Linked DNA regions of Mus musculus: region 2 is linked to region 1. A link is a loop called in an ENCODE intact Hi-C map of the cell type or tissue named here. Cell type or tissue: left cerebral cortex. All regions are shown on one strand. Each heading gives the region's core, and the rest is flanking DNA. Links, peaks and the distances in the headings are about the cores only. Region 1 holds the start of Mas1 (MAS1 oncogene). Region 2 overlaps Airn (antisense Igf2r RNA).

Region 1 (11,746 bases), core at 5,771-8,270:
TAGTGGGTGTGGTCTCTGTGTCTCTTTCCTGTTTGCTTTTTCTTCATTTTGACCTACCAGGGTGACAAGCCCTGCTCACAAACATTCTTATGAGAACACGCTGGAGGAGGGAACTGTGCTCATGGCCAATAGGAGATAGGGAGCTTCAGGGCTTCCCATTAATACCTCTTAGTGGTTGGCTGCCCCTACACATCAGTTAGCCCAGGCTAGGTTCCTGTTAGAGGAGCAAGCCTCAATGTTCTCTGGGCCCTGAGACAGGCAGGTACAGATGTGGGAGGGGCTTGCAGGGCAGGTGGTGGGCTGGAGTTCTAAGTGTTGGGCAAAGGAAAAGATGGCAGAGAAGAAGGTTTCCACAAAAGACAAAATCTCATGAATTCTGGGAAATGTACTTGGCTTCTCATGAACCTCTCCAAGCCAAGATCACAGTCAGAAAACTGTTGGTGCAAACAAAACCCAGCCCAACCCAGGATCTTGTCAATATTCATAGGATCTACATGCACATCTCCTAAATAGTTCTGAATCGCCAGGATGGCAGGGGGAGTAACTTGAAGTGAAAGTTCTAGAAGAGGAACAGTCTACCTGGGAAGCGGACCAACTGCTCAGAACTTCCGTGGCCCCCTTGGCACAGTCTCCCTGAGAAATCCTTCTATCTCACCCATTGCTTCCCTGGAGGAGGCATACACTCCCTGGGGGCTCCCTTGCTAGAGACCATATCTGAAACCAGACCAGGGTTTCTCTCTAGCTAACAGAGTCAGTAAGATTGAACTACCTGCTGTTACCAGACGGCAGGAATTCCAGCCCACACTGTGGACACAGCTTCGTTTATTCTCTTTATACCCCAACCTTCTCGGAGGGATGTTCAGGAACGCCTCCATCTCTAGTCAGCTTGTAACCTCCGTCCTGTTCCTTCAGCAAAACTCGGCAAGCAGGTGCAAGCAGCTTCCCAGTGGGGTGGGTAGAAACAGACAGAGAAGAAAATTCGAAGCCGTGAGACTGAATGTGACAGTGACATCAGTCGGTCAGAGTCCCTATTCAGTTCCATCACTGTCAACTTGAAACAAGTCGCTTACCTTGGAAGCCTCAGCTTCATCTCTGAGATAGGGACAATGACACACCCACATCATAGGGCCCCCACCCCAGTATGTGCTGCCCTGCAGTGAGACACATGGACCTTGGATTTGACGTTCCATTACTCTTCAATAACTCGGTTCATGGTTTTTATAATGCCATCTGTAGAAAGGGGGACTTGATAAAATCAGCCTGACTGGCGGACTACAGAGAAAGCAGGATGAGCACTGAGGGTGAGATGCCAAAGCTTTTTTTTTTTTAAGATTTATTTATTTATTTTATGTATATGAGTACACTGTAGCTGTACAGATGGTTGTGAGCCATCACATGGTTGCTGGGAATTGAACTCAGGACCTTCAGAAGAGCAGTCAGTGGTCTTAACTGCTGAGCCATCTCTCCAGCCCCCGCCAAAGCTTTAAATTAGCTTAAATTCAGACTCCATTTTAGAAAACCTGACCTAAGTTTGAACTCAAGTAGGCTAACAGGCTGGTATCTAGCACTAATTTCCAAGTTGCCCCCCAACAAAACTTGAGCCTAGCTCCAGTCTCCAGGTTACACCCTCAACAAGACCAGTGTCTCCAGGTTATTCCCCCAACAAACCTGCACCCCCGGTTACAAGCCCACCCCTTGTCTAACGACCACCAATGCAGAGGGGAGCCGAAGTTAAGTTTATGTTAGGACTCCCAGCACCAGCCAGTTATATTAAAGGCCACAGCAGCTTTCCAATTAGATGCTTGCACACATATTCCCTGCTTGCTGCTTATTATAAAACCTTGCCCTGATAGACATTTAGGGCTCCACCACCACCAAAACCATCCTGCATGATGGTGGTGTGTTGGGGGGACCCAAGCTAGCTCAAATAGAATAAAGACCCTGCTGTGAGTTGCATCAGATTGGCTTCTGTGTGTGTATGTCCCTGACACAAGGGGAGGGTGTGCTGGTAAGCAGGCATTCTGAAAACTCACTGTGCCCATTGGCTGTGGCTCCTATAACCCACAAGCTGGGCAGCCTAAAACAGAATGTATTCTCTCACAGTGTCAGAAGCCAAGAGTGCAAATTCAGATGCCAGCTTGGCCAGGCTCCATCTGAGGCTGGGTACAAACCAGCCTTGCCTCTCTTGAGCTCCCAGTGGTGGGTATCAAGCTGTGGCATCCTTTGCTTAACACTACAGCATTTCTCTGCCTCTGTTGTCCCATGGCCTTGCCCTTACAATTCCATATTTGTATCAGGATACCAATCAGGCTAGATTAAATCAATACCAGTTCACTCTATTCCAGTATGACCCATATTGACTGCAATGGCCTAGTTTCCAAATGAGCCCGCAGTTGAGACTCTAATGCAGTTTTAGGGGTTGGGGAACACACAGAAATTCAAACCATATAGTACCCAAGTTACAGAGCTGAATTGTAACTTCCCTGCTGGGCACGTTGGAAAGGCATTAAGATCTGTTTTCTTACCCAGCTCAGGAAACTGGAGCTCTAAGCATTCCTCAGCTCCACTAAGTACGATCACGTAACTGTGCAGCCATCGCTGCCATCCCGTCTCCTGAACCTTCTCATCTTCCCAAATGGAAGCTCTGCTCTGCTCATTAAAATACTATGTTCTCAGGCTGGAGAGCACTGACTTCTCTTCCAAAGGTCCTGAGTTCAAATCCTATAACCACATGGTGGCTCACAACCACCCATAATGAGATCTGATGCCCTCTTCTGGGGTGTCTGAAGACAGCTACAGTGTACTTACATATAATAAATAAATAAATCTTTGGGCCAGAGTGAATAGGGCTGGAGAAAGAAGAAAAAAGTGTCTGAAGACAGCTATGGTGTACTTACATATAATAAATAAGAAAATCTTAAAAAAAAATACACACTCACACACACATATACATATATATATGTATATGTGTGTATATATATATGTGTGTGTGTGTATATACATATATACATATACACACACACACACACACACACACATATATATATATATATATATACACAATGTTCTTCATGCTCCAGGCCCTCCTCCCAGCCATCATCCTTCTTTCTCTCTGTAGCTCTCACTGCTCAGGAACCACCTGTAAGTGAAAGGAGACATGATATGGAAGTACGCTCTCCCACCCAGGCTCAGGTACCAGGGCTTGGTTGCCAGTTTTGGGATCCTGCAGCTTCTGATTTCTTGAAAAGATTAATCCATTGATGGGGTCGCATTTGAGGGCATTATTGGAAAGGGATGGAAGCATTAGAAGGTTGGCTTGGTTGAAGGAGGTAGGGTACTGGCGCTGGATCCCTCCTCCTGCCCTTTCCTCTTCAGCCTTCTCTCCCTGCTCCTTGTCTATCACAAAGCAGACATCTGTTCTGCCTTATCGTGGCCCCAAAGCAACATAGCAAAAGACTATAGGCTGACTGAAACCCTGGCACCAGGCCCAAGTGGATAATCCCCTCCTTTCCATTGTTTATTCTGTCATGATATCTTATAGACAATGCTTTTCCTTTTGAGACTGGCTTTTTCCACTTACCATGGTGTCTTCTAGTTCCATCTATGTTATAACATGTGTCTAAATCTCTCCCCTTTTCAATCTTGCGTGGGAAAAAAAATCACTTTCTGTCGATTCATTCTTCTGGGAATAGATCCTGAATTGTTGGAGGATATATTTTATAAAGTATCTTTACTTTTAGGTGACATATAACAGAATGCACTCCTGATACCAACTTCTGTCTTAGGGTTTTACTGCTGTGAACAGACACCATGACCAAGGCAGCTCTCATAAGGACAACATTTAATTGGAGCTGGCTTACAGGTTCAGAGGTTCAGTCCATTATCATCAAGGTGGGAACATGGCAGCATCCAAGTAGGCATGGGGCAGGAGGAGCTGAGAGTTCTACATCTTCATCTGAAGGCTGCTAGAAGACTGGTTTCCAAGCAGCTAGGATGAGGTCTACACCCACAGTGACACACCTACTCTGGACCAAGTATATACAAACAATCATACACATGTAGAGTATAGTGACACTTTAACACATTATGTATATCACCTCAGATGTATCTTCATGCTGGAAACAAGAATTCTCTCTTAGCTGTTTGAGAATATTTCATTGATTGCTGCCACGGTTAATATTGTCGATTTCATGGACATAGAGTCAGTAAAGAGACAAGGCCTCTGAGCATGCTGGGACTTTTGTAGATTAGGTTACTTGAGGTGGGAATACCCAGTCTAAATGTAGGTAGTCCTATCCCATATGCTGGGATCCTGGGCTACATCGAAACAGAAATGAGAGCTGAGCCCCCAGGGTTCATCTTTCTTTGCTTCCTGGCAGCCAGTGCTTCATGTCCGGCCTCCTCACAGTCCTGTCCCACCATGATACACTGTATCCCCAAACTATAAGCCAAGATAAACCACTTCTCTTGCAAGATGCTTTTGTCAGAGCAACAAGCTCATGATAGTTAGGCTGCCATCTTTTCTCAGAGCTCTGCATTATAGAATTAGAGGAGACATGTTTGCTGATCAAGCCCAGAAATCTCTCTCTTCCCTCATGATTTTCCAGAGCCTATGGAATCAATACCTGCTAGACATCACCAAAAGAAACCCAGAAGGCACTCTGCATGTATTTTTGGTCCTGAACTTTACAAGTGCCGAGGGATCCGCAGGCAACTCAAATGGCCACCAACTTCTGTAGAAGGAGCACTTATTAAAGGAACGTTAGCTGGCTCACCAATCTCCAGGAGGCAAAAAATAACCCAGGCTGTTGAGTTAGGTTGCCAACAACTGCATGAGCTAAAAGCGTGCGGCAGATTTAGCTCCACCAAGACGTGGCTGCTGCCTCCGTGAAGCAGAGTGAGTCAGCGGCCCTGCCACCCCTGGTCCCCTGCATGGTGCACTGGCCTCCGTCTTGCCATTGACACCCCCGTGCTAAAGATGTTTTCTGTGTCCCTGCTCCTTATGAACAGAGTACTTGAGCAAAATGAAGACTGCCTGGACAGCTGTGCCAAGGTCAGAAGCCCATGGCTAGCATGTGGGTAGAGGGTCAAGAAGAGACTCAGTGGGGAACGCCCTTCCCCCTCCTGCCACTCCAGACACAGAAAAAGTGACCAAAGGAGAGAGCCACCTCAGCTGTTGGTAACTTCTCTAGCTCTGTCTGTAATGGTGAGCAATAATTATCTAAACTACTTATATAGAGGTTTTGGGGAGGGAGGTCCCTACCTGGAGCCTCCTCCCTATAGGCCTCCAGTAGCTTTCCCCATTTTGTTCCACTCACAAAATCTGGATGTCTTATGTCCTCACCAATACTTGCATACACACACACACATGCATATATATATATATATATATATATATATATATAGTGTGTGTGTATGTATTTATGTGTGTGTCTGTGTGTGTGCATGCGTTTGTGTGCATGTGTTTATGTGTATGCCTGAGTGTGTATGTGTGTATTTATGTGTGCCTGAGTGTGTGTATGTATGTATGTATGTATGTGTGAGTATGTGTGTATGTATGTGTGTATGTGTATGAGTGTGTGTGTATATGTGTGAGTGTGTGTTTGTGTAACAGACATCGTGTGTGTGTGTGAGTGTGTGTGTGTGTGTGAGTGTGTGTGTGTGTGTGAGTGTGTGTGTGTGTGAGTGTGTGTGTGAGTGTGTGAGTGTGTGAGTGTGTGTGTGTGTGTGTGTGTGTGTGTGTGTGTGTGTGTGTATGTAACAGCCATCCTGACGGGTGGAAAGAGACACTGTTTGATAACTTTCAAGGCCCTCCTCCGCCTCACTTAAGTCTGTGTTCCTGAGGAGTGTGTGGAAAGCCCTTAAGGAGGGAGGCTAGTTGCCAGAGGAGCTGCATTAGAAGATAGGGAGTTTCATAGAGGGAGGTAGAGCTTACCTGCCTTTGCCAGGGATGTAACCAGGTGCATGTGTGTGACAATCTAAAGGAATGCAGCTTGGAATGCTGGGTAAAAGACACAGAGATTCTAAAAGCTTCTGTCCCTGCCCACATTCCTCACTTGAGCATCCCCATTGGCTGCTCTGAGGTTTAGCCTTACAATCAATAGGTACATGTAAGTTAACGTATCTGTAAGTCTTCTAATCACACTAACAAACTTGAAGAGGGACCCTGGCTTATGGGTTGTCCAGAATGAGTCTTCAAGCTGGAGTACACGAACTCCAGGAGGACCATGTCAGAACTGAATTATGATTATATGTAATTATATGGCATCAGGAGAGTGTCTGCACAGAGCAAACAAATCAGTTGGTGGGGGACCACACACACACACACACACACACACACACCACACACATCTGCCACGAGAAGTGACTAGTTTCCCTTCTCCAGGACTCCTTCCCCCTGCTCCCCACCCCCACCCCCCACCATCAGCCCCAAACCTCCAGGCCTGTCTTAAAATAAACACCCTATGCTTAGTCCTCCGTGAGAGACCACTGATATTTTTACAGACCCGCCTTGGAAGTTCCCAGAACACTTCTTCCACTGGCAGTACTTTTAACTTTGAAATTCTGCATTAAACTCGGGCTGGGTGGTGAGGTCTGTCAGACCACACTTCTCAGATAACACAGCCCCAGCCTCAGGCAACAAGAGCCTCTGAGAACAGAGCTACTTCAAAACCACCTCAAAAAATAGCATCCCTCCCTGGCCCTTGGGAAAATGCACAGGACTCTGCCAGAAGGCATCGAGAAGCCCCAGTGGGTTCCTTATTTGCTGGTGCCATCAAGTGGTAGGGTTTTCTTTTCTTTTCTTTTTGTTTGTTTTTTTTTTTTTTTAAATAAATGTTGCTTGGCAAGCTGTGTGATAGTTTATGCTCAGGTAAGCTCATATCATGAAACACTTGGTTTGGAGACTGGGACACAACTCAGCAATAGAGTGCTTACAAGGCAAGCATGTTTGGACCTCAGGCACCCAGGTTAACTATCTCTAATCCTGGCACTGGGAAGTACAAAAGAGAGACGATCCCTGGGGCTGGACAAGAAATGGCATAGCAAAGCAAGATGTTTATCCCTCAACTAGAAGAGATCAATGACATTCCACACTCGTGGGCAAGAACAGAGGAGTGTACTTGTCACTGTGAAACTGAGGGTAAAGGAGGATAATTGATAGGAGCTGTTATTATTATTTTTTTAAGTATTTACTTATATGACTACACTGTAGCTGTCTTCAGACACACCAGAAAAGGGCATTGGATCCCATTACAGATGGTTGTGAGCCACCGTGTGGTTGCTGGGAATTGAACTCAGGACCTCTGGAAGAGCAGTCAGTGTTCTTAACCTCTGAGCCATCTCTCCACTTCCATAGCAGCTGTTCTTAAGAAGAATTAGAGATTGGCCTGGGGTCTTGTTACACTTGTGAACAGTAACATGAACTAAAAAAGGTATGACTGTAACCTGAGGTTTTTAATGTCTTATTTCAGCTTGGCTATGGGATGCGTCTTAAGGCTCACATGCTGAAAGCTCTTCCTGCAGCTGCTGGGGCTGCTAGAACGAGCTTGAAACTTTAGAAGAGCAGCTCAGAGAAAAAAAGTCCCTGGGGGTGTGCTCTAAAAGGGTATGTGGTCCTGGCCATTCCCCGCCCCACCCCCCACACTACCCCCTACCCCCACCCTCGCCCTACCTCCTGTTACCATTATCCTGATGCTTAGGTGAGAACCTCTGTTCCCTGCGGTGATGCTCTCTGCCTTATGCTGGGCCCCCAAAACATTACAGACAGGGCCCTGGCTGAAACCCTGAGCCCAGGAAGCCTTCCCTCCTTTAATGTTGTTGCCTCTGTTATTTTGTCACAGCAAGAAAGGCTGACTTGGAGAATACTGGCACCAAGAGAGGCTATTGTCATGACTTTTCTCACTGGTGTGGTGCAATCCTTTGAAATGGATGACAGGGGGAGGCAGGAGGATTAGGAATTCAAGGTGAGCTAGTCTATAGGAGACCTTGTCTAAATAAACCAACAAATTAGCACTGAAATAGTGTCCCACCAGCTTTGCCATATCTACATAGTTAGCATTGAGTCAGTTTCCAGCCCTCTCTCACACACACCTAAGGAAGGGGTACTACAGCCAGGCGGGGTAGTAGTTGTGTTTTATAAAAAGTGCCAGGATATATCTTATAGAGCGCCATATGGTGGGTGGGAGGGTGCCTCTGTGGGCCCATGCTGAGGCATCCCTTCACTCTAAGGTATCAGCCATAAGACAGGTATAGCATAGAAGAGAGTTTATTTATATTATTAGGGCATGGGAAGGAAGGTTAAGAAGGGAGTGGAGACAGAGAGGGAGGAGGGAAAAGAGGAGAGGAGGAGAGGAGGAGAGGAGAGGTGAGGCAAGGGGCAAGGGAAGGAGAGGGAAGGAGAGAAGAGATGAGAAGAGGCTGGCCAAACAAGGGGTGGAGCAGGGAGGAGAATGGAGAGAGAGGAAGAAAGGAATCAGGAAGAGAAGAGAATCAGAGAGAAAGAAGGAGCAGAGAGAGCAAGGGGGGGGGGAGCAAATCAGCCTCTTTTATAGCAAGCCAGGCTATTGCCAGGTAACTGTTGGGCGGAGCTTAGAGGGAACGCTAACAGCAGCCAAAGCTTTTAATCCCAGCACTTGAGAGGTAGAGGCAAGTAGATCTCAATGAGTTCGAAGCCAGCCTGGTCTACAGAGTGAGTTCCAGGACAGCCAGGGCTACACAGAGAAACCCTGTCTCAAAAGCCAAAAAAAAAAAAAAAAAAAAGAGGAGGGATTACAAAGGCTGTGACTCATGTGGAGGGGGAGTCTTCCACAAATACCAATGACTTTTTCAAAAAGAAAAAAAAAATCCCCAAGTAGGGCAGGGTGAGTCAAAGGCACTTGTCCCCAAGCCTGACAACCTGAGTTTGATCCCTGGGACCCACAGGATGAAAGAGAACAACTCTCAAACATTCTCCTCTGACCTCCACGGGATGCCCTGACACGTGCGTGTGCACACACAGCCTGCTGGAGCTAGCTAGCTAGCTTTCGTCCTCCTCCTTGGTAGCTCATGAAAACAGGACAATGTTACAGCCCCAAGGAAGGACACACGGGCTGGGACAGGGCCCACAGCTTGCCACTCCACTCCCCAGCAAACATTCCTTGGGACCATTTCTCATTCTATGCTCTGCCTCCCCGCAGTCGTCCTGAAAATCAGGTCTTCCAGCCATCACCTGCAGCAGAGAGGTGGGGAGGGTAATTATCTGAGTGGGAATTGGCAAAGAAACCCCCTAGTACCTGTCCCAGCGGTGCCTGTAGGCTGGCCTGCCCAGTACACAGAGAGCCTTCCTCCTCCCTAGCCCTCTGCAAAGAGGGTCACATTGGCTGGAAAGAGAGTCCACTCTGAAAGGATCCCGAGGGCTACTCTAGGGCCAGGTGGAGATTAGAGATGCAGGAGGCGGGAGTGAGATGGATGGGGACCCGAAGGTGTTCACAACCAGAGTGCTGATGCACATATCCAATTCACTAACAACCAGAGAGGAATGCAGTGTCCGGCTCCTGTTGGAGTAGATCAGGATATTTTCCCATTAGCTGGGACTTGATGCAAACTACCAAAAGTGTCTCCAGATTATTTATTAGTTTGACTGACAGGTCTCCGAGGAAAACTAGCCCTGCCCTCTACCCTCAGGGCTTGCCAACAGGAATCTAAATTTCACTGGCCAGATCTGAAGCCAAAATAAGACCCTGAGAACAGACCGGTGCCAGACTGGTGTGGGCACTCTTTCAGCCTTCCAGAACCTTCTTGTCTGCTGAACAGGGTATGAGAACCAGCAGAAATAGCAAGCCCTGAGGGAAGAACCAGAGATTACCACAGTGGCTCCTCACCAGCAGACCGTGAGTGCTCCCACTTGCCCGTTCCAAAAGATCTCTGTGACTTGCGTGTGCGGGAGCCTTCCTCCTTCCCAGCCCTCTGCAAAGAGGGCCACGCTGGGTAGAAAGAGAATCCACTCTAAGAGAATCTTAAGGTCTACCTTAGGGGGCTTAAGTCTTCTAAAACAGGGGTGTTATGGTCAGATTACAACCACAGAGGGCGCTCCCCCCCCGCCGCCCCGTAACAGCATCATAAAAAAAAATTAAAAGCGTGCCTAGTAATCGTGCCCCATATATGTGTGGGTAAGCTCACAGGTGTGCGCACAATGTGCATGGTGCTGGTTCTGCACACCCGCTGAGCGACACTTGGCTTAGAGCACTGAAACAGCACCCGAAATAAAATGTGGCTCTGTTCTGTTTCGTGGGTTTCTAGTAGAAAACTGGCACACAGATGCGAGCACATTTAACCCCCGCCGAGCTTCCTTGATTGACTGGGTCTGAGAGGCTGAGAGAACTCATTAGTAAAGACCATAAATAACATGTTCTAGACACCGGGTGTAAATCCAGAAAAGGGTGGGGGAACTGGGAAGGCAACTGCCACCAGAACATGTGGCACTGTCCCTGGCAGGTTGTGCAGACTGTACCCCGCTCTCTTTCCCCTTCCTCGCTATGCCCTCCTGTTCTCTCTACTACAGTGGATAATTACAGACAGATGTTGACTGAGGTATCTACATGCAGACAGGAGGTTGAAGGGTGCCTACCTACAGGAAATGGTATGGTAGCACGTTGGGGGACTGAGCCCAGAGTCCTCAACATGCTACGTGAGAATGGCCTCTAACCTCTCTGGGTTCCTTAACAACCGTGTGGAGCCAGCCAATCTGACTGATTAGTATAATTGTACTTACTAGTTCAGCTCTTGTCTTCTGTGTCTCTCTCTATCTCTGTCTGTCTCTGTCTCTCTCTCTCTGTTTCTCTCTGTCTCTCTCTCTGTCTCTCTCTCTCTGTCTCTCTCTCTGTCTCTCTCTCTGTTTCTGTCTCTCTCTCTGTCTCTCTCTGTCTCTGTCTCTCTCTCTCTCTCTATCTATCTATCTCTATCTCTCTGTTTCTGTGTGTAGCCTTGGCTGTCTTGACACTCGCTCCATAGACCAGGCTTGCCTCAAACTCACAAAGATCCGCCGGCCTCTGCCTCCCAAGTACTGGGACTAAAGGCATGCGCTGCCGCCACCACCACCCAGCTCTTCTTTTTCTTTTAAATTATGCTCTGTTCCTATGGCCAGAATATTAAGACATACGATTTAAGTGAGTTCCTTTTTGTTCACTAACACACTTGTACCTGGGCAGGAAGTTTAGTGTGGATGCTGTTCCTTTCACAGGCAGCCCCGTCCCTTATTTGTTCAGATTACCATGAAAGGATAGCCACGAGTATGCGCTGACTTATCACACTGCTCCGCACTGAACATTTGGCCCCCAGGCAGGCTGTTGCAAGCGGCTGCCTGGTGGCTCCTGGTCTATGACAAAGATCCCTGCAGGATCTTTCTGCCCCACCCCCACCCCAATTCTGCTCTCACTCTTGGCCCTTGGACAGAGGGGTTGTGACAGTGGACTTAAGGAAGAGAAAGAGAGGGAAGAAACTGGGGGTCTGGGCTGCACCTGGAGAAGACCAGTAAAGGCCATAGAAAAAAACCCATGCATGTTCATAGGCCAGCAAGGACCCCAATTCCCAAGAGGAGAAAATATGAGCAAAGCATCCAGAACATTCTGTCCAAGAAGAAACAAAATACCAAGAAATACCACCTTGCTAAGTGCTAAGCCTGCCAGTAAAAACTTCTGGATATCATTTTCCCTATTAGATAGTTTTTTTGAGAATGATCAAAAAAAGTGGGGGGGGGCTTCTCTGTACA
Region 2 (11,746 bases), core at 3,457-5,956, 71 kb before region 1:
CCTTGGAAGAACAGTCCTAAGCAGGATGCAAAAGTAAACTTTTCCCCCGTTGGATTGATTCAATCCTGGTATTTTTCTGAAGTAAAAATAAAAACAAAAACAAAACAACAACAACAAAAAAAAAACCAAACCAAAACAAAACAAAAAAAACCTAAACCCTGAATGGCATACCTTGCTATTGTGAGAGTCCGTGGACTTTGTTCATCGCTTCAGGCAGAAAATTCTCTTTTTTTCCATATTGTTCACCATCTTGCCTTTGGGATTTTTTTTTTTTTTTTTTGATAGAGTCTCAAGTAACCTGAACTGGCCTCAAACTTGCTATGTAGTAAGAGGTACCTCGAACCTCTAACCTCCTGTCTCCACTTCCCAAGTGCTGACATTATAGGCATGTACCACCATTCCTGGTTTATGTGGTACATGCAAGCCTGGTCAGCACTCTTCCAATTAAACTTTACCCATAATCCTTATAATACATTCTTCTGGTTGGGTCTACATGAGTTCGGCCTGTCTTCATTCCTCTTAAAAATGATTTCCTCAACAAGCAAGGGTGGAATAGTTCCACCACAACAGACCTATAGACAGTTTCATGGGGGGAAAAGAAAGACAATGTTCTATTGTTTTTTTTTTTTAAAATAACTATTCATTGACTATGTGTGTGAGCCTCTGGGGGGTTATGAGCACCAACCACCTTTGCACAGTGACCATAGAAGCCAGAAGGGGGCTTCAGAGCTCCTGGAAATGGAGTTGCAAGCCACTGAGAGGCACTGCATAGGTCCTGGGAAGCTAATGTGCACACCCTCTACAAAGGCAGCAAGTGTTCGCAGCTGCTGAGCCATCTCTCCATCCCCAAGATTTTTTTTTTTTTTTTTTTTTTGAAATCGCTATGTACTAAATGGTTCCTGCAAGCAGCTATTGCCGATTGCCACTTTGCTCTGCACCTGGGAGCTGCATTTGACTGTTTAAGTGGTTCTGTCCCGGAGCTGCTGAAATGCCCAGTGGAACCACAAGCACTCCTTCAGACTTCCTGTTTCCCAAGAGCAGGCAACAGGGGTGTCGATTACAGCTCGTGCAGGCCTGGGGCAGGGAGGCCCACATGTCCTGTGTGTTTTCTATCTGCAGGCTCCGTACAGATGGTGAGGTTGTTCCCACAGCAAATCTGCCACCAAAGGGGATAGGAAATCTTGGCAGGAAGCTCTCTCAAGCACCAGGGGAGAGTCTCCCAGTGACCTTGGCCTCCACCCAACCCTTTCTCACTACTAAATGAGGAAAGCATCTTGAACAGATTCTGCCAAGACTGATGGGACTTGGGCCTTTCTCAGCGCTGGAATGTTAGGTGAAAGCAAGCAGACACATGTTAACAACTAGACACAAAACAGCTTCGATACTATTCAATCACAACAAGGGAGCCCTCTTCCTGGAGGCTCCTAGCCACGTAGGAGAGAGACCAGCTTTCCTGGGTGTGTTCGCCCGAAGGCATTCGCTTTCTCTGGCAAGATCTTACGGTTAACCAAGATTTCCATGGAGTGAGCAGTCCTTGGCAGAAGAAAAACAGAAGCAAGACCACAAAATATTGAAAAGACTCCTGAGGCTGGCGTGGAGTTAATAATCACTTGTACAAACGGGCGGAACTGGTCTCAATGGGGCCCAGAAGCAATGGATGTAGGGGTATATGATGTGGCATCGCGGGGTTCGCACAGGCAAGGAAAAATATCAGCGGTCTATTCTTTTCCATCTCCGAGGCCACCCTCAGGATAGCTGCTTGATGGTCTTTGCCTCCAGACCAGGCCTCCCCCAGCCACTGGAGATGCCTCAGGAGGTCTGACCCACTTAGAGCTGGAGGTGTAGGGCTGGAGAGATAGCTCAGAAGTTAAGAGCACTGACTGTTCTTCATAAGGTCCTGAGTTCAAATCCCAGCAACCACATGGTGGCTCACAACCATCCATAACGAGATCTGACACTCTCTTCTGGTGTGTCTGAAAACAGCTACAGTGTACTTACATATAATAAATAAATAAGTCTTTTAAAAAAATAAGGAAAAAAAAAGGTAGGTGGTAGACTTCCTAGTGCTCAAAGAGACCAGGGTTTGAGTCTCAGCCCTGGACTTGAGATACATAGACTGCCTGGGAACTCCCTATGGAGCTGGGAACAGTGTTGAAATCCTGATCTCCCTTCCTCTATCTCCTGAGATCCTGTGTGTGTGCCACCATAACTGGGCAAAACTGCTAAGGTGTCCTCAAACAGTCTGTCCCTGTCAGGACACTTCCAGATGAAAAACCTCATCTCAGGTTCACCTCAAGCTACAGGGTTCCAGAGGCATCTGCATCCTTTGAGGTCTGTCCTTGCCTCTGTGCGCTTCTCTTTCCCTTGTGCCTCCTGAACACCATCACAGATCCCCAGTTTGCTGTCAACCTCTCAGTCGACTCTGCTCTACTGAGAGGTTTTTCTGATGTTCCTAGTTACATTTCCAGATTCCTGAAGACAGATAAACAATACCCTGCTGTGGATTAGCGCCTGGCTTAGGCAGAACAGACCCACTCTCTTTCCCAGACGCCCTCCTGTCTCCCTTATTCACTTTCAGTCAATCAGTGTTTTACCACTCATACATTTATTTATCTTGCTGGGGGAGGGGAATGTGCCCACCTGGAGCTTTCGAGTGGAGGCCAGAGGTTACCTCACAGGAACTGGTTCTCTCCGCCCACATCAGGTTTGGTGGTGAGGGCCTTTACCTGCTGAACACTGAATTTTAAAACAAAACTCATCAGAATAATCTTAAATAACCCTTCTCATTAAAGCCACCGGTGTGGGTGGGTGAGTGAATGTGAGTGTGTGTGGGGGTATGGTTATCTGTGTGTGTGTGTGTGTGTGTGTGTGTGTGTGTGTGTGTGTGTGTGTAAACAGACCTGACAATCCTGTGGGATGCGGGAAGAAAACACAAGAGCCAATCATAATAGCTTCCTTTCCACTTGTGCATTAAATTATGTCCAAGTATTTTACAAATACAATACTTTGACTAGGCTGGGCAATGGGACTAGTTCACGTCTCTAATCCCAGCCCTTAGAAGGCAGAGGCAGGCAGATCTGTAAATTCTAAGCCAGCCTGGTCTACAAAGTAAGTTTCTAGGACAGTCAGAGCTACACAGAGAAACTCTGCCTCAAAGAGCTGAAAAAAATTATGTACTATGACTGGGATAGTGGTACTTGATCCAAAAATTTTGTACTGACCCACAGGTTTCTACCTAGAACCCTCCTATGTGCCTCCTTTGGTTTGTCTTTATGACAGGGTCTCATGTGTGCTAGACGGGCCTCCAACTCCTGATTGGCCTGTGTCTATCCCTCACATGCTGAAGTTTCAGGCAGGCCCACCATGCCCTGTTTTCCCAAGAAGGTATAGTGACTCCCTAGAGGGACTCTAGTGCCACCTTTCTCAGTAGATTTTGCCTGATTTCCAAAGTGTCTCAACCCCAGTCCATTGTATCTCTTATTATAACAAATGCATGCTTTGGGCCTTGTAATTTAGATTTGAACTTTTTTTATTTTTAGACAAGTGGCTCTGTCAAGCCAAGGCTGGCCTCAAACTAGTGACCCTCCTGCTTCTGTCTTCCTGTGACTTGGGTTGCAGGAGAGTGCCATGCCACCATTCCTAGTTTAGACGTGTATATAAGTTGCCCTTTTTCAGCATTTTTAGAGCTCCCTGAAAGCAGAGATCATATCTCATTATCTCTGGAAGCCTAACATTGCTCCACACAGCAAACAGACATCAACTGAACGAACATTTGAGGTTATCGCACACAAGAACTGAGACTGATAGTTGTGTTTGTTTTTGAGACCAGGACAGCCTTGACCCATGGTCCTCTTGCCTCCACCTCCTACATGCTGGGGTTATAATGGGTGTGCACCCCCATTCTCAACTTTAAAATTACTCTAAGGGGCTGGAGAGATGGCTTGGTAGATGAGAGCACTGGCTGCTTTTCTAGAGGACCTGAGTTCAATACCCAGCATCCACATGGCAGCTCACAACTGTCTGTAACTCCAGTTCCAGGGGCATCTGACACTCTCTTCCGACTTCCACTCACACCAGGCATACACATGGTGCACAGGCATAAAATATAAGCAAAACACCCATATGAATAAAATTTAAGAAATATGTTTTAAAAAATTGATCTCAGTATAACTTGATTTTTTTTTTGAGACAGGATCTCACTTATAGAGACTAGCTGACCTCAAACATGCCTCTGCCTCCTGAGATGGGATTATGGGTGTCTGCTACCACGTTCTGCTATAATTTGCTGTTTGGATAACATATTCTTCATAGAGTGTAATGGTTATTAATAAAGAATCCTGGAAGGCTGAACTTTTTTCTTTTCAGAAAAGGAAATATCCTGGATAACTTCTAGGTTCCAGTCCACAATAAATAAACAGATAGAAAGATGATATAGATAGGCAGGCAGAATAGGTAGATCGATAGATGAGAGATGAGAGATAGATGATAGATAGATAGATAGATAGATAGATAGATAGATAGATAGATAGATCCTGACAATGTGATTACCACAAGATGGCAGAATAACATTGCAGTCCAACATTCTTGCAGCCCTTTTCCAGACATCATAGGTATCACTAGACATTCCTCTGAGAATAGAAAGTGCCCACAAAGAAATTTTGACAGGAGCTGGTGTGACCTACAGATTATCTGCTCTGTGTCTTGCTGTTCTTTGCAAAAGGTGTTGGACAACAGGCAACACCTACCTCCTGAGCATGTGATGGGGGACTCAGACCCAGCAGGCTGGATCTCTTGCAGAGCAGCAGAATACAGCTGTCCTGGGAGAATCACGTGCTGGAGTGAGACCAGCCTAGAGAACACAGAGAGAAGCTATCTCAAAACAGAAGCATAAAAGAACACAGTCCTGCCTCGGGGTCAGCACTGTGGGCAGCCAGTGCCTTACATGGCTCCTGGTGAACCAGAGGAAGTTAGCTTTGGGGATCATTTCATGAATGAGCCCATGTTTCTCCGCAACCTGCAGGTCCCACAGTGTTTCTTGGGGTGTCCATGTCTGGGACTTAACAAGCAGATAACATCCCCAGAAACCACAAAGGTTAGCTTTAGGTTTTGAGTGTCTGGTCAAAGTACTTTGTTGTGATTTGGGGTGTAGTCTCACTGCATAGCCCAGTGTGACCTTGAACTTCAGCCACGGGGTTAGTGACGTATGCCACCATTGCCACAGGGAGTGCTTTTTAGAAGAATATGTCCTGTGAGGGGCTAAACTTGATGCCTTTACATGTGCTCTTATCACTGATAGAGCCTGCAACAAGGAGATTCCCTGATGGACCTTCGAGCCAGTCCTCTCCAGCTCTTCCCTTGAAGAGAAATGATCAGAGAGGCAAGTGGCCGCTTTCCTGGGGACAGTGGATAAGCACTGTCCCAACTCCACACGATAATATCACTCAGTAGAGACTCACTGGGCTCTTACTCTAAGAACCTACACATTTAATCTTTACAACAACGCTTTGAGTTAAGCAACTTATCATTTGTTTGAGACGGGGCCTGTCTTTGTAGACCAGGCTAGCCCCCAGATCTCCATGTAGCCCAGGCTAAGAAAATTCCCATTATTTGCACACACACCCACACCCAAGGTTCTACATAAAGCCTCCTCAGCTTAGAAGTTACCCTGAAGAAGGTGCCAAGAAGAGTGGTGGACTTCTACTCTCCAATAGGTTGTCCAGGCACAAGGACTTGAGTTCAGTTCCCCAAGACCGACATATAAAACAAAGCAAGGCGTAGGATCATGTGCTTGTAATTCCAGCACTAGGAAGGTGAGGCAGGAAGCTGGCTGATTCCCCAGCCTTTCAGCCCAGTCTTCTTGGCATACCCCAGGCCAAGCAGAGACTGTTGTAAAAAACAAGCTAGACAGCACTTGAGGAAGAATGGCCCTTAAGGCTGTCCTCTGACCTCCACAAGTATACACACACACACACACACACACACACACACACACACGAAAAAGAAAAAAAAACATTTGCTTATATATTGTATATCTGACTTGGTGGACTAAAAGTACCTAGAGAATGAATTCTAACATTTGGGAAGCTGAGGGGTAGAAGACTGACAGATTCAAGGCCAGTCTGGGCTACATAGTGAGTTCTAGACAAGCCAGGATTGATAGCAAGACTCTCATCACAAAACAAAACAAAACAAAACAAAACAAAACAAAACAAAACACAACACAACACGCACAGATACACAGAGATACACACATGCAGAGAGAGGTTAATTTTATGTGGACCTGCCCTGCAGATGCAGATTTCAGGGTTGCTAAGTTCCACATATCAAGCCCAAGCATATAGAGGCCGAGGGCTTTCGACTGCTAAGCACACGCTATCCCTAGTGGTGATACTGCAGAACTCAGAGCACACTGTACAATAGGACATCAGGCTCCTAGGAAGCCCTGGGAGAACAGGGCCGCACAGCTAAGAGATGGATGGTACCTGTGTGCTCTGCCAAGTGCCGCACACTCTCCATCCAGCCGAGCCCATCCCTCTGCAGAAGGCTCATAGACAGAAAGCCCCCCTCCCTGGAGCAGCTGGCTCCCTTTGGTTTGCAGCTTTTGGCACCGTCTTATCTTACTTTGATAAAAAGGAATTTTGCAATAAAATTTCTTGGCAATGGTTCAGTGAAGAATTTTCATATTATCATTTTAAAAGCTTTGAGGGGTGGACCCGGAGAGATAGCTAAGTGGTAATCTTCCAGAGGGCAGGCATTTGATTCCCACAGCCACACTGGGTGACTCACAGAATTCCAACTGTAATTTCAGCTCCATGAAATCCTCTTCTGGCCTCTATGGCCATCCATACTCATATGTGCATTCATACATATACATAGACAAAAACAAATTCAATCATTAAAAGTAAAAAAAAAAAAAAGGGCTTTAGAGGGCTATGGAAACGGCTCAGTGGATGGATATGGGCTTGCTGGGGATGAGCTTGGAGGGCTATGGAAACGGCTCAGTGGATGGATATGGGCTTGCTGGGGAAGGATAAGGATGTATCTCTACACCCACATTAAAAAGAGCCAGGCATGGTCCACACGGATGCTGGAGAGGCAGAGACAGAGACAGGAAGATACTTGGAGCTTGCTAATCACTAGCCTAGTACAAAAGTGAGGTCCAGGTTCAGTGAGAGACCATGTCATATAAGTAGCACAAGATTGTCGATCACATTATCAGAGCTCTAAAAGAGACCATGCCTCAAAAAACTTAAGGATTATGATAAAAGAGACAGCTAAGGTGTGCTCACATGCACAAATGTGCATGAGTGCACACACACATACTTCACAGCTGGGTATATAACTCAGTAGATTGCTTGCCTAGCACACACATGGTACTATGTTGATTCCCAACCACACATAAACAGAGTATGGCAGTACATACCTGTAATCCCAGCACTAAGGAAGACAGAGGTGGGGGGAATCAGAAGTTTAGGGCCATGCTCTGCTATACAGACATCTTGAGGTCTGGGTACATGACATCTTGTCTCTGCAAACAAAGCAAACACACAAACAGAAGATTATTAAAGTATCATTAGTAAGCCGTAACTTGTTGACACACAGATTGCCTATAGCAGAAAATTTGCCATTTTTTGAAGCATACAAAGGCCCCTGAGACCATCAGCACAATCCCCCAGAATGGCCCTCTGTCTCTCCAGTGTAGTCCATTCCAGTGTCCACCAAGCAGACATTGGTGTTTCCATCATTTTCTAGAGCAGAAATGGAATCCTACAACAATATGTAGTCCTTTGTCAGAATCCTCCCACTCAGCATAGTTATATATTGTTGCATGGGGCCCGCTAGCTCATTCGTCTGTGTTACTAAGTAATTTTCCACTGTGGGGATGTTCCAGGGTTGATCCCTCTCCCTGTCTTTGGATTAGTACTGTCTTTTCTTTGGAACAACTACCTGGCATTGGGTAGATTGAGCATATGGTGGCCATGCTTAAGACTCTGCTAAACAATTAGACCTTTTAAAAAATGTTTGCATGATTCTTTCATTCCCAAGGAACAGAGTTCTTCCATATCTTCTTTGTTAGTATGTTTTAATTTATCTTAATGAGGGTGAGTGGTATCTCATTGGTTTTAGTCGGTATTTGAATTAATTACATCTAATCTTGGATATTCTACTTTGTCTTATTTGTAGTCTATATATCTTTTGGGGACAGTAATTTGGGGTGGGTTTTTTTTTTTGGTTTGTTTGGGTTGGGTTTTTTTTGTTTGTTTGTTTTTTGTTTTTTTCAAGACAGGGTTTCTCTGTGTAGCCTTGGCTGTCTTGGAACTCACTTTGTAGACCAGGCTGGCTCGAACTCAGAAATCCGCCTGCCTCTGCCTCCCGAGTGCTGGGATTAAAGCTGTGCGCCACCACGCCCAGCCAATTTATGCTAATCTTCCTCCCTCAGCTTCTCAAGTGCTAGGGTAACAGGCATAGACTACCATGCCTAGCTATCTGCCATCTGTTTACTTCCTATGCTAAAGTATTTGCTCAAATCTCTGCCCATTATAAAATTGGATAGATTAAAAAAAAAAAATAACGCTTATCAGGGCTAGAGAAAATGGTTCAGCAGTCAAGAGCATTTGCTGATCTTGCAGAGGATCCAGGTTCATATGCAACTGGAAATCATTAGACAAAATGTAAGGGAAGTGGGGTTTATAGGGCCTCCTGAATGATCTTTGCAATCTGCCAATAAGCATAAAACTAGTCTGAAATGGGAATCTCTCTTTAAAAAAAAAAAAAAAATATATATATATATATATATATATATCAAAGTAGTCATTTAGAAGAACAGCCAGGGAAAGTTTATTACAATTGCTGTGAAACACTGGATTCTAAAAAATAGTCATCCCTATAATATCTTCCCAACTGCAACACAGCCATTGGCTTCCAACCTTCCAGATGCTCCTGTCTGGCTGGAAATGTGTGTTTATTTCTTCAAGCTGTAAAACGGTTCTCACGGGGCTCCACAAAGCAGAAGGGTTTTAATCACCCCCACCCCCAGCCCCTCTCAGCGCCCTCACTCTCCCAGATGTTTCTCTTCCCAACTAACTTTGACCACATTACTCTCGCTCATGTGTCAGAGATACAGAACGTCCCTTCCGAGAAGAGCCCAGAGATGCTTAATGTTTGTGGCACGTCGTAAAACACAAAGAGAGATTATACTCTAAAGTCACTACCAGGAATCACTGTGCTTTGTGTACAAGTGGAACATGTGTGCCCATTCACCCAGAAACTGAGAATTGGAACCCTGCTGACAAAGGCATTCTGAAAACGCCTATCACATACCAGGGATGAGCCTCCAAAGCAAGAACTCAAAAGAGCACAGGACTTTGCCCCATGTGGATACCAATTGAGTTTCTAGATTCCTGGTATAGCTTTGCCCAGGAAGAAAGTCTCACAAGATACACAGTGTTTCAACAATAAAGGAACCTCTGGTGGAACCACCATGCCTGACATTAAGCTGTACTACAGAGCGATTGTAATAAAAACTGCATGGTACTGGTACAATGACAGACAGGTAGATCAATGGAATAGAATTGAAGACCCAGAAATGAATCCACACACACACCTATGGTCACTTGATCTTTGACAAGGGAGCTAAAACCATCCAGTGGAAAAAAGACAGCATTTTCAACAAATGGTGCTGGCACAACTGGCGATTATCATGTAGAAGAATGCAAATTGATCCATTCTTATCTCCTTGAACAAAGCTCAAGTCTAAGTGGATCAAAGACCTCCACATAAGACCAGAAACACTGAAATTAATAGAGGAGAAAGTAGGGAAAAGCTGGGCACAGGGGGAAAATTCCTAAACAGAACAGCAATGGCTTGTGCTGTAAGATCAAGAATTGACAAATGGGACCTCATAAAATTGCAAAGCTTCTGTAAGGCAAAAGACAATGTCAATGAGACAAAAAGGCCACCAACAGATTGGGAAAGGATTTTTACCAATCCTAAATCTGATAGGGGACTAATATCCAATATATACAAAGAGCTCAAGAAGCTGGACTCCAGAAATTCAAATAACCCCATTAAAAATGGGGTTCTGAGCTAAACAAAGAACTCTCAACTGAGGAATACCGAATGGCTGAGAAGCACCTGAAAAAATGTTCAACATCCTTAATCATCAGGGAAATGCAAATCAAAACAACCTTGAGATTCTACCTCACACCAGTCAGAATGGCTAAGATCAAAAATTCAGGTGACAGCAGATGCTGGTGAGGATGTGGAGAAAGAGGAACACTCTCTCCATTGCTGGTGGGATTGCAAGCTTGTACAACCACTCTGGAAGTCAGTCTGGAGGTTCCTCAGAAAATTGGACATAATACTACCAGAAGACCCAGCAATACCTTTCCTGGGCATATACCCAGAAGAAGTTCCAACTGGTAATAAGAACATGTGCTCCACTATGTTCATAGCAGCCTTATTTATAATAGCCAGAAGCTAGAAAGAACCCAGATGTCCCTCAACAGAAGAATGGATACAGAAAATGTGGTACATTTACACAATGGAGTACTACTCAGCTATTAAAAACAATGGATTTATGAAATTCTTGGACAAATGGATGTATCTGGAGGATATCATCCTTAGTGAGGTAACCCAATCACAAAAGAAGTCATTAGATATGCACTCACTGATAAGTGGATATTAGCCAAGAAACATAGAACACCCAAGATACAATTTGCAAAACACAAGAAAATCAAGAAGAGGGATGGGTGGATACTTCATTCCTCCTTAGAATAGGGAACAAAATACCCATGAAAGGAGTTACAGAGACAAAGTTTGGAGCTAAGATGAAAAGATGGACTATCCAGAGACTACCCCACCTGGGGATCCATCCCATAATCAGCCACCAAACGCATACACTATTGCATATGCCAGCAAGATTTTGCTGAAGGGACCCTGTTATAGCTGTCTCATATGAGGCTATGCCAGTGCCTGGCAAATACAGAAGTGGATGCTCACAGTCATCTATAAAATGGAACACAGGGCCCCCAATGGAGAAGCTAGAGAAAGCACCCAAGGAGCTGAACAACCCTATAGGTGGAACAACAATATGAACTAACCAGTACCCCCAGAGCTCGTGTCTCTAGCTGCATATGTAGCAGAAGATGGCCTAGTCGCCATCACTGGAAAGAGAGGCCCCTTGGTATTGCAAACTTTATATACCCCAGTACAGGGGAATGCCAGGGCCAAGAAGTGGGAGTGGGTGGTTAGGGGAGCAGGGCGTGGAGAAGGTATAGGGAACTTTTGGGATAGCATTTGAAATGTATATAAAGAAAGTATCTGCCAGGCGTGGTGGCCGGGCGTGGTGGCGCACGCCTTTAATCCCAGCACTCGGGAGGCAGAGGCAGGCGGATTTCTGAGTTCGAGGCCAGCCTGGTCTACAAAGTGAGTTCCAGGACAGCCAGGGCTATACAGAGAAACCCTGTCTTGAAAAACAACAACAACCCCCCCCAAAAATTAATTAATTAATTTAATGAATGAATGAAAAAAAAGATACACAGTGTTAAAATGACAGGGCAGCCAACCCTGAGCCCAGTGAGGCTTCTTCTAGCTGAGTGGAACCCATGATGGTTTAGTCTTCCCTGAACCTCAGCTCTGGGCTTGTGACCACAGCAAAACCACAAGAACCATTCAGAGTGTGTCAGACAAGCACAGAGCCATCCCAAGCCTTGGAGGTGATTCCTAGAAAGACCAGGAAGAAACC

What was found. Hi-C counts contacts between places; a loop is a spot of excess contacts. Peaks named below come from ENCODE experiments on the same cell type or tissue, not always from the same donor. Only the 100,000 strongest peaks of a DNase experiment are listed, where the experiment ranks them.
Region 2: it touches region 1 in a loop (2.1-fold over the local background); 2 of 42 quality-filtered maps call a loop at or near these places.

The regions. Positions count from the first base shown.
Region 1 is chr17:12,862,164-12,873,909 of GRCm38, forward strand. It overlaps Mas1 (MAS1 oncogene), which reads right to left and starts at 5,980. Exons shown (of 9, transcript NM_008552.5): 1 at 5,936-5,980; 2 at 3,581-3,695; 3 at 770-939. In left cerebral cortex, for the core only: a CTCF peak has its summit at 6,783 (motif pointing left); DNase peaks (open chromatin) are centred at 6,012, 6,714 and 8,152.
Region 2 is chr17:12,793,063-12,804,808 of GRCm38, forward strand. All of the region lies in intron 1 of Airn (antisense Igf2r RNA), which reads left to right. Among named protein-coding and RNA genes, the nearest start is that of Igf2r, 29 kb to the left of the region's middle. RefSeq lists an enhancer at 1-8. In left cerebral cortex, for the core only: a CTCF peak has its summit at 4,562 (motif pointing right); a DNase peak (open chromatin) is centred at 4,620.